2 separate regions of the Homo sapiens genome follow, and region 2 is linked to region 1. Evidence: read pairs that join two places in POLR2A ChIA-PET (ENCODE). Cell type or tissue: B cell. All regions are shown on one strand. Each heading gives the region's core, and the rest is flanking DNA. Links, peaks and the distances in the headings are about the cores only. Region 1 has its middle 15 kb from the start of C15orf39. Region 2 overlaps CSK (C-terminal Src kinase).

What was found. ChIA-PET counts read pairs that join two places held together with the same protein. Peaks named below come from ENCODE experiments on the same cell type or tissue, not always from the same donor. Only the 100,000 strongest peaks of a DNase experiment are listed, where the experiment ranks them.
Region 2: POLR2A ChIA-PET joins it to region 1 with 5 read pairs; 2 of 35 experiments call an interaction of 5 or more read pairs at or near these places.

Annotation. Positions count from the first base shown.
Region 1 is chr15:75,214,268-75,219,635 of GRCh38, reverse strand. No RefSeq gene overlaps it. Among named protein-coding and RNA genes, the nearest start is that of C15orf39, 15 kb to the right of the region's middle. RefSeq lists enhancers at 1-132, 943-992, 4,802-4,861. In B cell, for the core only: no CTCF peak of the experiment used is centred there; no DNase peak of the experiment used is centred there.
Region 2 is chr15:74,791,128-74,796,495 of GRCh38, reverse strand. The region is part of intron 1 of CSK (C-terminal Src kinase); the gene reads right to left. Among named protein-coding and RNA genes, the nearest start is that of MIR4513, 5.1 kb to the right of the region's middle. RefSeq lists enhancers at 2,553-2,602, 2,530-3,358, 3,359-4,188, 4,678-4,737. In B cell, for the core only: a CTCF peak has its summit at 2,659 (motif pointing right); DNase peaks (open chromatin) are centred at 2,655 and 4,649; H3K4me3 peaks cover 2,658 bases; H3K27ac peaks cover 5,000 bases.

The DNA of each region.
Region 1 (5,368 bases), core at 277-5,276:
TTAAGAAAAAAACAAGGAAGTGAAATCAAAGACAGGCAGCCCAGCGCCAGGCCCAAAGCCAGGCCTGGGCCTGCCTGGCCTAAACCTAGTAGTTAAAAATCAACTCATGACTTAGAACCCGATGTTACCCATAGATTTCAGGCATTGTATGGAAGAACATTGTGAAACTCCCTGCTCTGTTCTGTTTCACTCTGACCACCGGTGCATACAGCCCCTGTCACGTACCCCTTGCTTGCTCAAATCAATCACGACCCTTTCATGTGAAATCTTTAGTGTTGTGAGGCCTTAAAAGGGACAAAAATTGTGCACTCAGCTCGGATTTTAAGGCAGTAGCTTGCCGATGCTCCCAGCTGAATAAAGCCCTTCTTCTACAACTCGGTGTCTACGAAGTTTTGTCTGCGGCTTGTCCTGCTATACTGGGACTACAGGCACACGCCACCATGCCTAATTTTATTTTTTGTAGAGACAGGGTCTGGCTATGTTGCCTAGGCTGGTCTCAAGTGATCTTTCCACCTCAGCCTCCCAAAAACACTGGGATTACAGGGACAAGCCAGCACTCCTGGTCATGCTGGTGCATTTTGGCTGCCATGGTGCACAGGAGGTATGAGCTGGGGGGCAGAATCTGCTCCTGGACCTCTACCCAGGCCTGCACCCAGACTGACCCCTGGGCTACAGGGAACAGGTGTGGAGAGAATGCAGCAAGCAGAGCGGGCTAGTCAGTGATGGAGACCCAGGCTGGGACTAGGAGAGATAGGGCTCCAACCCTCAGCCTAGTGGCCCGGCCCAACCCCATGGGGCCAAGATGACTTCCTAGGAAGCCAGGCATGGAAGCCAGCATGCACCTGAACCGAGGACAGAAGACTCTGATGACAGGGAGGCCTCTGACATAGTGTGGATACTTGTCCCATCCACATCTCGTGTTGAAATGTGATCCCCAGTGCTGGAGGTGGGGCCTATAGTGTGAGGTGTTTGGGTCATGGTGGGGGATCCCTCATGAATGGCTTAGTGCCCTCCCCATGGTAATGAGTGAGTTTTCTAATTTCTAATTTTTTTTTCTCTTTCTTTCCTTCCTTTTTTTTTGAGACAGAGTCTCACTCACAGCCCAGGCTGGAGTGCAGTAGCGCGATCTTGGCTCACTGCAACCTCCACCTCCTGGGTTCAAGTGATTCAATGAGTGAGTTTTCTATTAGTTCACAGGAGAGCCTGATGCCTCCTCTCTCTTGCTCCCTCTCTCACCATGCGACACGTCTGCTCCCTCTTTGCCTCCCGCCAGGAGTAAAAGCTTCCTGACGCTTCACCAGAAGCCTAGCAGATGCTTGTACAGCCTGCAGAACTATGAGGCAAATAAACTTCTTTTATAAATTACCCAGTCTCAGGGCCAGGAGCGGTGCTCACGCCTGTAATCCCAGCACTTTGAGAGGCCAAGGCGAGTAAATTACTTGAGATCAGGAGTTCAAGACTAGGCTGGCCAACCTGGTAAAACCCTGTCTCTACTAAAAATACAAAATTAGCCAGGCATGGTGGTGCACGCCTATAATCCCAGCTACTTGGGTGGCTGAGGCATGAGAATTGCTTGAACCCTGGAGGCGGAGGTTGCAGTGAGCCGATATTGCACCACTGCACTGTAGCCTGGGCTACAAGAGCGAAACTCTATCTCAAAACCCTGCCTCTACTAAAAATACAAAAAATTAGCCAGGCATGGTGGTCCATGCCTGTAATCCCAGCTACTCAGCAGGCTGAGGCAGGAGAATAGCCTGAACCCAGGAGGCAGAGGTTGCAGCAGCCTGAGATCGTACCACTGCACTCCAGCCTGGGTGACAGAGCTAGACTTCATCTCAAAAATAAATAAATAAATAAATAAATAAATAAATAAATAAATAACCCAGTCTCAGGTATTCCTCTAGAGCAACACAAAACGGGCTAATACAGCCTCCACGTTTGGTGTCCAGTGGACCTGGTGGTCCACTAGACACTCAGTGGTCTTGACTCTGCCATTAACAGCCAGACTATGACAGAGTTGTTCCCCTGCTCTGCCTCAGTTTGTCCTCTCTCAGCTGAGCAGAGCAGGGATAACTGCTTCTCATGTGGGCCACAGGACAAAACAAAGCCCTGAGTCCCACAGGAAGGTAGGTGGGCTATGTCCAAGGGAAGACAGACCTGGGGCAGTATTTTATGTCCCCAGGGTGGCAGAGGGACATGGAGAAGATGCCTCCTTTATGGGCAAGGGAGAAGGGAAGATAAGCAGAGAGGTGCCAGACACCCGCCTCACCCCCACCTCCCCCACCCCACACCAGGCCCATTCCTACTCAGCCCCCAACTCAGGCTGCACCATTCCCCTTTGGTCAGCTTGACTTCCCAGCCAAGCTGATGGAAGCTGACAGCTTGGATTCATCAGGGACAGCACGTAGTATAGGTGATGTGCAGGACGGAAGTGGAGAGGGCACACGGGAGCCGTGGTGTCAGGTCTGGGGCTGCCAACATGGTACCTGCCCTGGCTGGTCCACCCTGCCAGATGTGGCCTCTAATTCTAAGGTCTCCGAGTTCCAGGCCAGGACTGGAGCCAGACTCCCCTTGGGGACAGGGGACACAGTCCACATAGACATCACTTGTGCTTTGGGCAAAGCCAGCTGGACAAATGAATGAAAGGGGCCCTGCTGGAGGGTAAAACTGGGCCTGGACTACTCAGACCTGCCTCTGTGACAGGACGGTCCCATCCTTCCAATCAGACTCCTGAGCTGGAAACCCACCCAGCCAGGGAGTGGGGAAGGGGTGGCCTGCAGTCTCCCTTGAGTCTGTAGCCCCTCCCACCCAAGTCAGCTCCATAAAAAAAGATGCAGAGGCCGGGCACGGCGGCTCACGCCTGTAATCCCAGCACTTTGGGAGGCCGAGGCAGGCAGATCACGAGGTCAGGAGATCGAGACCATCCTGGTTAACACGGTGAAGCACCATCTCTACTAAAAATACAAAAACAAAATTAGCCAGGTGTGGTGGTGGGAGCCTGTAGTCCCAGCTACTCAGGAGGCTGAGGCGGGAGAACTGCGTGAACCTGGGAGGCGGAGCTTGCAGTGAGCTGAGATCGCGCCACTGCACTCCAGCCTGGGCGACGCAGAAACACCAGGTGCTTCTTCCAGCTGCAGGCTACTTCCTGGCGTGGCCTCCAGAACCCTGGATGAGTCAAGACGGGGCTGCCAGCAGCTGGGGGCAGGGGGAAGCTGGGTCCTCAGGGTGGATGCCTAGCAGGAACATGCAGGCGTGGCGAGTGATGGGCCCTCAGGGCTGAGCCCCTTCTGCCCAGGGGGCCTTGGTGACACGCCTGCTGCTGAGCTCAGCCCAAGGAGTCAGGGCCTGGTACCAAGTGGCCTCTCTGCCTGCGAAGACAGTCCTGGGATCGTTACCCCTCTGCCCAGGGCTCGAGTATCCAGGCTGGGGAAGGGCCAGCAGTCAGAAAGAAGGGGGCTGTGGGTGTGGGTCCCCCAGCAGTCAGGGGCCTTGGTGGACAGGGCCCCCTATGAGTGGTGTGAGGGGGAAGGGAGACTGAGCTGTACTCCCCACCCCACCGAGATCTATGGTGCCAGGCTCCAGAAGGGGACCCTGGGGGGAGACCAGCATGACAGGAACCGCTGAAGATACCTTTGGGCACCTACTCTGCAGGGCTGGGCCAGCTGGAGGTTTAGGGCCCACATCAGAGGGGTGGGCTGGATGCCACAAAGAATGAGGCTTCCTGCTGGGGTTGCAAGGAAAGCAAGTCTGGTGTGCAGAGGGGCACCCGCTGAGCTGGCAGAGGCCTCCCCACCAGTCCCAGGAATGCTGGAAAACAGGCTGCCAGGGGATTAGGGCCAGAAGTGCCCAGGAGGCCAGGGGAGAGGTCTAAGCTAACTCCAGATAGGATAGCATCCACAGGTCTAGAAGAAAGCTCCAAGCTGGCAACACCCAGAAGGGGCTGGGCTACCAAGGGCTGGGGGCTGGGCATGCTCACTGGCCTCTGGGGAAGCACTGGGCAGATCTGGTGGGGACCAGTCTTTTAGTAGCTAGGGACTCTTGTGGCCTGCTGGGCTTAGAGATGCCAGGGTGGCAGCAGATGGCAGGGTGGGGCTGGGGAAGACCTGGCCTCTGGAAGCTAGGGTCCTGGTATGTCCGCGGGGCCAGGAAGTGGCAAGCAGAAGGGTGGCAGCAAAGGATGGACAGGGATACCCCAGATCTAGCCCAAGGGAGGTACCAAGCCTTGTGGAAAGGCAGGCGGGCTCCCCAGGTCTGTTGGAGAACCCAGGCCTCCTTGAGTAGCGGCTGTCTCCAGGGTCTCTTGCCTACTTAAGGCAGCTGGGAGCCCAGGCCTCACTGAGGAGTCATCAAGGCCTCAGCAGGAGGCAGAGAAGCACTAGCTTTCTGTGTAGTAGGGCCCAAGCTGAAGCCCCAGCCCCTCTGAGGGTGTAGTGGGATTGGGTCTAAGAGGTTTACAGGGTTTGAGGAGGTGCAGCCAAGCTTGGGACCCCAAGTTCTGAATTATATGGAGAGGAGCTAGGGGATACAGGAGGGGCCTGCCCTGGTCCCATCATCCAAATCTGAGGAGGAAAAGGGTCTGCAGATGCCTTATCAGAGGCTCTTGAAGAAGCAAGGGATCCCCTGACAAACCCAGAAATCATAGAAGAGGCCCCTTGAGGTCCTTCCAAGGGGCTCAGCACCCCTTCCTAGGACCCTGGGTTCCAATTGTCCTAAGAAATCACAGGGACCTGGAAGCTGGGCCCCTCTTGGACAAAGGCAGGGTGTGGGAGGAACAGTGGCCAGGCAGGCTGAGGCTAGGGGCTGTGGCAGGAGGGGTGGAGGGCTCATCGACACAGGCACCTCTGAGTGGGCCATAGCTAGAACATCCAGAGTTGGAGTCCCCATGGAGGCAGCAGCGTCCTCAAGGAGGCCCCCAGCTTCCCGCCACCCTGGAAAAGGGGTCCATGTGCAGCAGGAGAGACAGGAGGGGCTTGGCAGCATTCCCCCATTCCCATCTCCTGGGCAGACAGGGCTCCAGAAGAGCTGCACTGGGTGCTCCCCACTGAGGGGGTGTCTGGAGGTGGGGTCTTGGGGAGCTGCCCATGGAGAGAGCACAGCATATAGCCAGCAGCAAGGCCATGTCCACGGGCTGAAGCGTCCCCATGGCCCGCCTCCCACCACCAGCTGGGGCAGCAGGCTGGGCTCGGGGTTCGGCCCTCCCTTCTCCGGCACAGGAACTGCAGGATGAGAAGAGTCACAGCCAGTCAGGTCAGAGTCGGGTCCTGCTCCGAGGATCCCCAAAGGAGGTTTGAGGGAAGACTCAGCTGGCTCGACTCAACCCCCTTAGTGAGAACAAACTCACGGGAAGAGGAACATCAATGAGGCCAGG
Region 2 (5,368 bases), core at 192-5,191, 420 kb after region 1:
CAGCCTCCTAAGTAGCGATTACCACAGGCATGCGCCACCACACGTGGCTGGATGTTTTTCAGTAAGTTACACTGAGTGTGCCTGCCTTTTCTGCCTTCCTTTCCACCTCCTCCGCCTCCACCTCTGCCACCTCTGTGACGGCAAGACCAACTCTTCCTCTTCCTCCTCAGCCTACTCAATGTGAAGGATGAAGACCTTCATAATGATCCCCTTCGACTTAAAGAATAGTAGATATATTTCCTCTTCCTTATGATTTTCTTTCTTTTTTTTTTTGAGACAGCAAGACTCTGTCGCCCAGGCTGGAACGCAGTGGTGGGGTGACTCACGGCTTACTGCAACTACCTCCGCCTCCCAGGTTCAAGTGATTCTCATGCCTTGACCACCTGAGTAGCTGGGATCATAGGCGTGCGCCAACACAGCAGACCAATTTTTGTATTTTTAGTAGATACAGGGTTTCACCATATTGGCCATGCTGGTCTTGAACTCCTGGCCTCAAGTGATCCGCCTGCCCCAGCCTCCCAATGTGCTGAGATTACAGGTGTGAGCCACTGCACCCGGCCATATGATTTTCTTATTTTATTTTCACTAGCTTACTTTATTGTAAGAATACAGTATATAATATATATAACAAACAAAATGAGTGTCAATCAACTTTATCTACAAGGCTTTCTGACAACAATAGGCTATTAGTAGTTAAGTTTTTGAGGAGTCAAAAGTTAATATATGATTTTTTGACTGCAGGGAGGAGGTTGATGCCCTCAACCCCTGTGTTGTTCAAGGGTCAACCGTATATTTACTTCAATAAAGTTGACTCCCCAAAAAAGCTACCCTAGCCAACCCCATTCCCTGAGAGCAGCAACCCACCCGTCTGCACACACATACTTTGTAATCCCAGCCCAGAGCCCCCTTGGACCTGTCTCAGGAAGCAGAGGGGCTGGAACTACTGTTTCCTTTCTACGGGTGAGGAAACTGAGGGTGAGAAAGGGCCAGTGGCATCTTCGTGGTCACAGTGTGTTAGAAGAGAAACTCCTCCATGAGCCTCTTTGCTGGGCTCTTTGATACAGTGGATGAGGTCTGGGGGCTAGGCTGACAGTCACAAATATTGCTACCTACCCCAGTGGAAGGAGACATTTTATTTTATTATTATTGTTATTATTGCGACGGAGTCTTGCTCTGTTGCCCAGGCTGGAGTGCAGTGGCGCGGGAGAAGACATTTTAGTGCAAAGTGCTGGGGGTGTGAAGTAGGCACGGACTGCAGAGCTCAGACAGGCTCCCTGGAGGAGGGAGCTCTGGGGCTGAGCCCTGAAGATTGCAGGGCTTACACAGGCAGAGGGCGGGCCAGGGAAGGCACCCCAGGTTGATGCAGCAGTCTGAGCAAAGGTGTCAGGCAGGGGACTGGCATAGTATGAGAAACTGGCCCAGGTGGAAGCCGATGGTGAGGGAAGCGGGAAGGCAGACCCTGCCCATCTGGGGCTCTAGGACCCCACACACTTCCAGAGTCCACCTTGAGCACCGCTGCTCAGGGGACACTGTAGGGGATGGTTTCAAGTGGGCCTGGCATAAACTCTGCCAGGCAGCAGGGGGACTTCCACTGCCAATGTGAGGAACCAGGGTTTGACTCCAAGGGCGATGGGGCCTCAGCAGGGGGGCATGTGATCATGGAGAGCAGAAGGAGCTGGGGAGGAGACGGCCAGGGAGAACCAACACTTCCAGGCCGCACACCTGGCTCTATAGTCAGGCCTGGGCTTAATACCTGGCTCTGTTGACTGTGCGACTTGGGGTGAGTGACTCAACCCTTCTAAGTCTTGCTTACCCTGAAGGGGAGGACAGGTATCTCCTGCAAGCTGGCTGAGGAGGGGCTGGAATGAAACCCTGAACTTGGAAATGTCTGGTGCGCCCCTGCCCCATCCCCTGGATGAAAGAGCTTCCGTTCCTCCCAGAATACAGGGCCCTTTCTATCCCCAGAGGCCAGGCCATCAATCCTGCTGTTTAGGCAGGGACACTGAGGCCCAAGGAGGATGAGCCTGAAACCTGCCTCCATCCACATGACTCAGTCACCACTAAGTACAGGAACCATCCCTTGCCCCTGCCTCCTGTGGACTGTAAGCTGTGAGGGTGGGGGTGGCGGGGACCCCTTGCCCCTGCCTCCTGTGGACTGTAAGCTGTGGGGGTGGGGGTGGCGGGGACCCCTTACCCCTGCCTCCTGTGGACTGTAAGCTGTGGGGGTGGGGGTGGCGGGGACCCCTTGCCCCTGCCTCCTGTGGACTGTAAGCTGTGAGGGTGGGGGTGGCGGGGACCCCTTGCCCCTGCCTCCTGTGGACTGTAAGCTGTGAGGGTGGGGGTGGTGAGGACCCCTTGCCCCTGCCTCCTGTGGACTGTAAGCTGTGGGGGTGGGGGTGGCGGGGAGGGAAGGAGGATTGTGAGCTCTTCTAACCCTCTTACCCCCATTTCACAGAAGCGGAAACTGAGGCTCAACTGGTTGAACAATTTGCCTGAAGTCACATAGCTAGTTAGGGGTGACAGAGCTTGAATTAGGGTCCCACTAGGGCTGGCTGGGCCCCCAACCTTTAGGTCCTTCTGAATAGGGGCCCTGCTAGCATTCCACATCCCCATGCCTCCCCCTTCCTCCCCAAACTCCCTGCCACCACAGGGGGGCGCGGAGGCTGCTGCGCTGTTAGTCACCCTTCCAGCTGTCAGTTTGCAAACACTCCCTTCCTGGCCTACAGCTACTGCCACCGCCGCCTCCCCACTGCCTTGATTATAATAATAAAAATAATAACAGGCCCTGTTTTCTGAGCACTTATTCTGTGCCAGGCCCTGTCCTTGGCACGTTATGGCTCATCACATCCTCTAACAACTCTGAGACAGAGAAGCTATTATTATCCCCATTTTGCAGATGAGAACCCCAAGTGAGGCCCACAGGGGCAAGGCGGGGGTCCCTAGGGCCACACCTTGAGTGAGCATTCTGTCCCCCTCAGGTGTCAAACTCCTGAGCTGCTGAGCCAGCCCTCCCCATAGCCCCGTGCCTCCCTGCCGGACAGGCCCCAGGAGTTGCCATGGGGACCACACTAGCCTAGGGGCAAGGGAGAGGAGGGAGGAGGGAGGAGGCAGAAGCAGCTATGAGGGGCACAGGGGCGGTGCTCAGGGAAGGGTAAGCCTAGGAGCGGTCGGGGTGGGCTGCCTCAAGGAGCTGGGCTCTGAAGGCCTCAGAGGGTCTGGAAACAGGGAAGAGGGCTAAACTCATCACCTTTACTCTGCTGGCTGTGACTCTAGAACCCAGCTTCCCCATCTGTGCAATGGACTGGTGATACTCCTTGGCTCTGGGGGCTGCTGTGAGGACTGGAGTTGAGCTCTCAGCACCAGAACAGTGCCTGCCTTGCCACAGACATCTTGCAAGTGGGAGCTGCTAACTCTCTTGGACGGCTCCTCCCTGGTGGGGTCATGAGACCCCTGAATGAATGAATAAATGAACAAACAAAAGGGGGAATCCAGCCTGGCTACATCACACTGAGGTCCCATAACCAATGGGACTATAGTTAACCCCAAAGGGACTATAGTTAACCCCAAAGCGATAGCAGCTGTCACCCCACCCCCACAGAGCTAGGGGACAAGGGGCTTGGGATGTGGCAGGACCAGTGCTTCACGCTGACTTCCTGCCCCAAACCCGGCTCCCAGTAGCCCTTGTGCTGGGGTCCCGGGAACAGGCTGGCATTGTGCCCAAGCACTGACGTCAGTGGCCGCAGACAAGATGGCTCAGTGGCTTCCCAGCTAGTGCCTAGGCCGGGGTCCCCTCCTTAAAACATCTCCAGAAGGTGAGACCCTCCCACTGCAGGTCAGAGGCTGACAGCCAGAGTGGCTGGGAGGAGCTACTGCAAACTTAGGCCTCTACAACCCAGCGGGGGTCAGGCACAGAGAGGGGGTCCTTCCTGGGGTTATTTAAACTTAAGAGTCGGGCTACTCTATGGAACAGTGCAGGAACATCGTCCTGGGTGTCAGATGCTCTGAGTCCTGTACCCAGCTCTGCCATCAACTTGCTGTGTGACCTTGGGAAAGTCACTTGACCTTTCTGGGACTTGTTGGCTTCTGGTACCTTAGCCAGACCTGTTTCCCATCTGCTGTTGCCAGGACACCTGTGCCCTGTCTCCCTCCCCGCCTTGCCATTCCCTTCACACTCTCTCCTCCTCCTTTACCGAGGGACTTCCACTCAACCTTGGGGGTGCAGCTGAGCAACTGCTTCTGGAGTACCCATGCCTTAAAAAAACACAGCAGGACAGTCCCTGCAGTGCTGTCTGTAGTAGCAGGAGATGATGGGGAGACAGCCTTTATGTCCATCAGTTGGGGGCTGGGTGGATAAATTACAAGATGTCCCTGAAAGGGGACAGCATAGCTCTAGCTGTGATGGGGCCAGGGGAGATCTCTAGATGCCGATACTGAACACTCCCCATGATAGAGTATGGAAAATGGCAAAACACCAGCTCAAGTCATTGAAGAAAAAGTTGCCAGGGGAGCAGAACAGACACAGCTTCCAAGTCCCATCCCACAGGCTAATTGGAAACAGGAAGGAGCACCTGCACTACAGGGAGACGTGCGGACAACCCCGGAACCAAGTGATCCAGTGAAGCATCACCAGCAAGGTGACGCATGGACACTAAGTGCCTCCTGGAGGAGGACTCTGCATTGCCCGGGGGGGCGTTCCTGCCAGAGCTGTTCCACCTGACTCCAACCAGGGAGAAGCAATCAGACAAATCCAGAACAACTGGCCCGGACTCTTCATGTCAATGTCATAAAAGAGCAAAACAAAAAAAGGGCTGGAGAATGTTCTAGATTGAACAGGACACTAGAGAAACATGACAAGATTCAATAAATGATCTTGAATTGAATTCTATATCAAGGGGTGGTCGGGGGGACAGCTATAAAAATCACTTGGGGAGAGGGGAAATGGACATAGTAGATAATATGGAATTAATGTCAATTTTCTTAAGTGTGATCATGACATTGTGATTATATAAGAGATACACGCTAAAGTTCTTAGGGTGAAAGATGCAATGCCTACAACTAACACTCAAATCAGCAAAAAATACATACACACATATGTCTATGTAGATAAAAGAAGAGATAGAGTAAATGTGGCAAAATGTTAAGAACTGGCAAATCTGCATGAAGGATATATGAATATTCATTATACTATTACTTCAACTTTTTGGTAGGTTTCAAATACTCAAAATAAAAGGCTGTGAAAAAAAAAGCCAGGTGCAGGTTCTCTATGGAATACTACAAGTTGTGTTTTTAAAGAGGTATTAATGCAACACCTCCCTAAACTCAAATATGCCTCGATTATCTTTGGAAAGACAGAGGAAACTGGTAACAG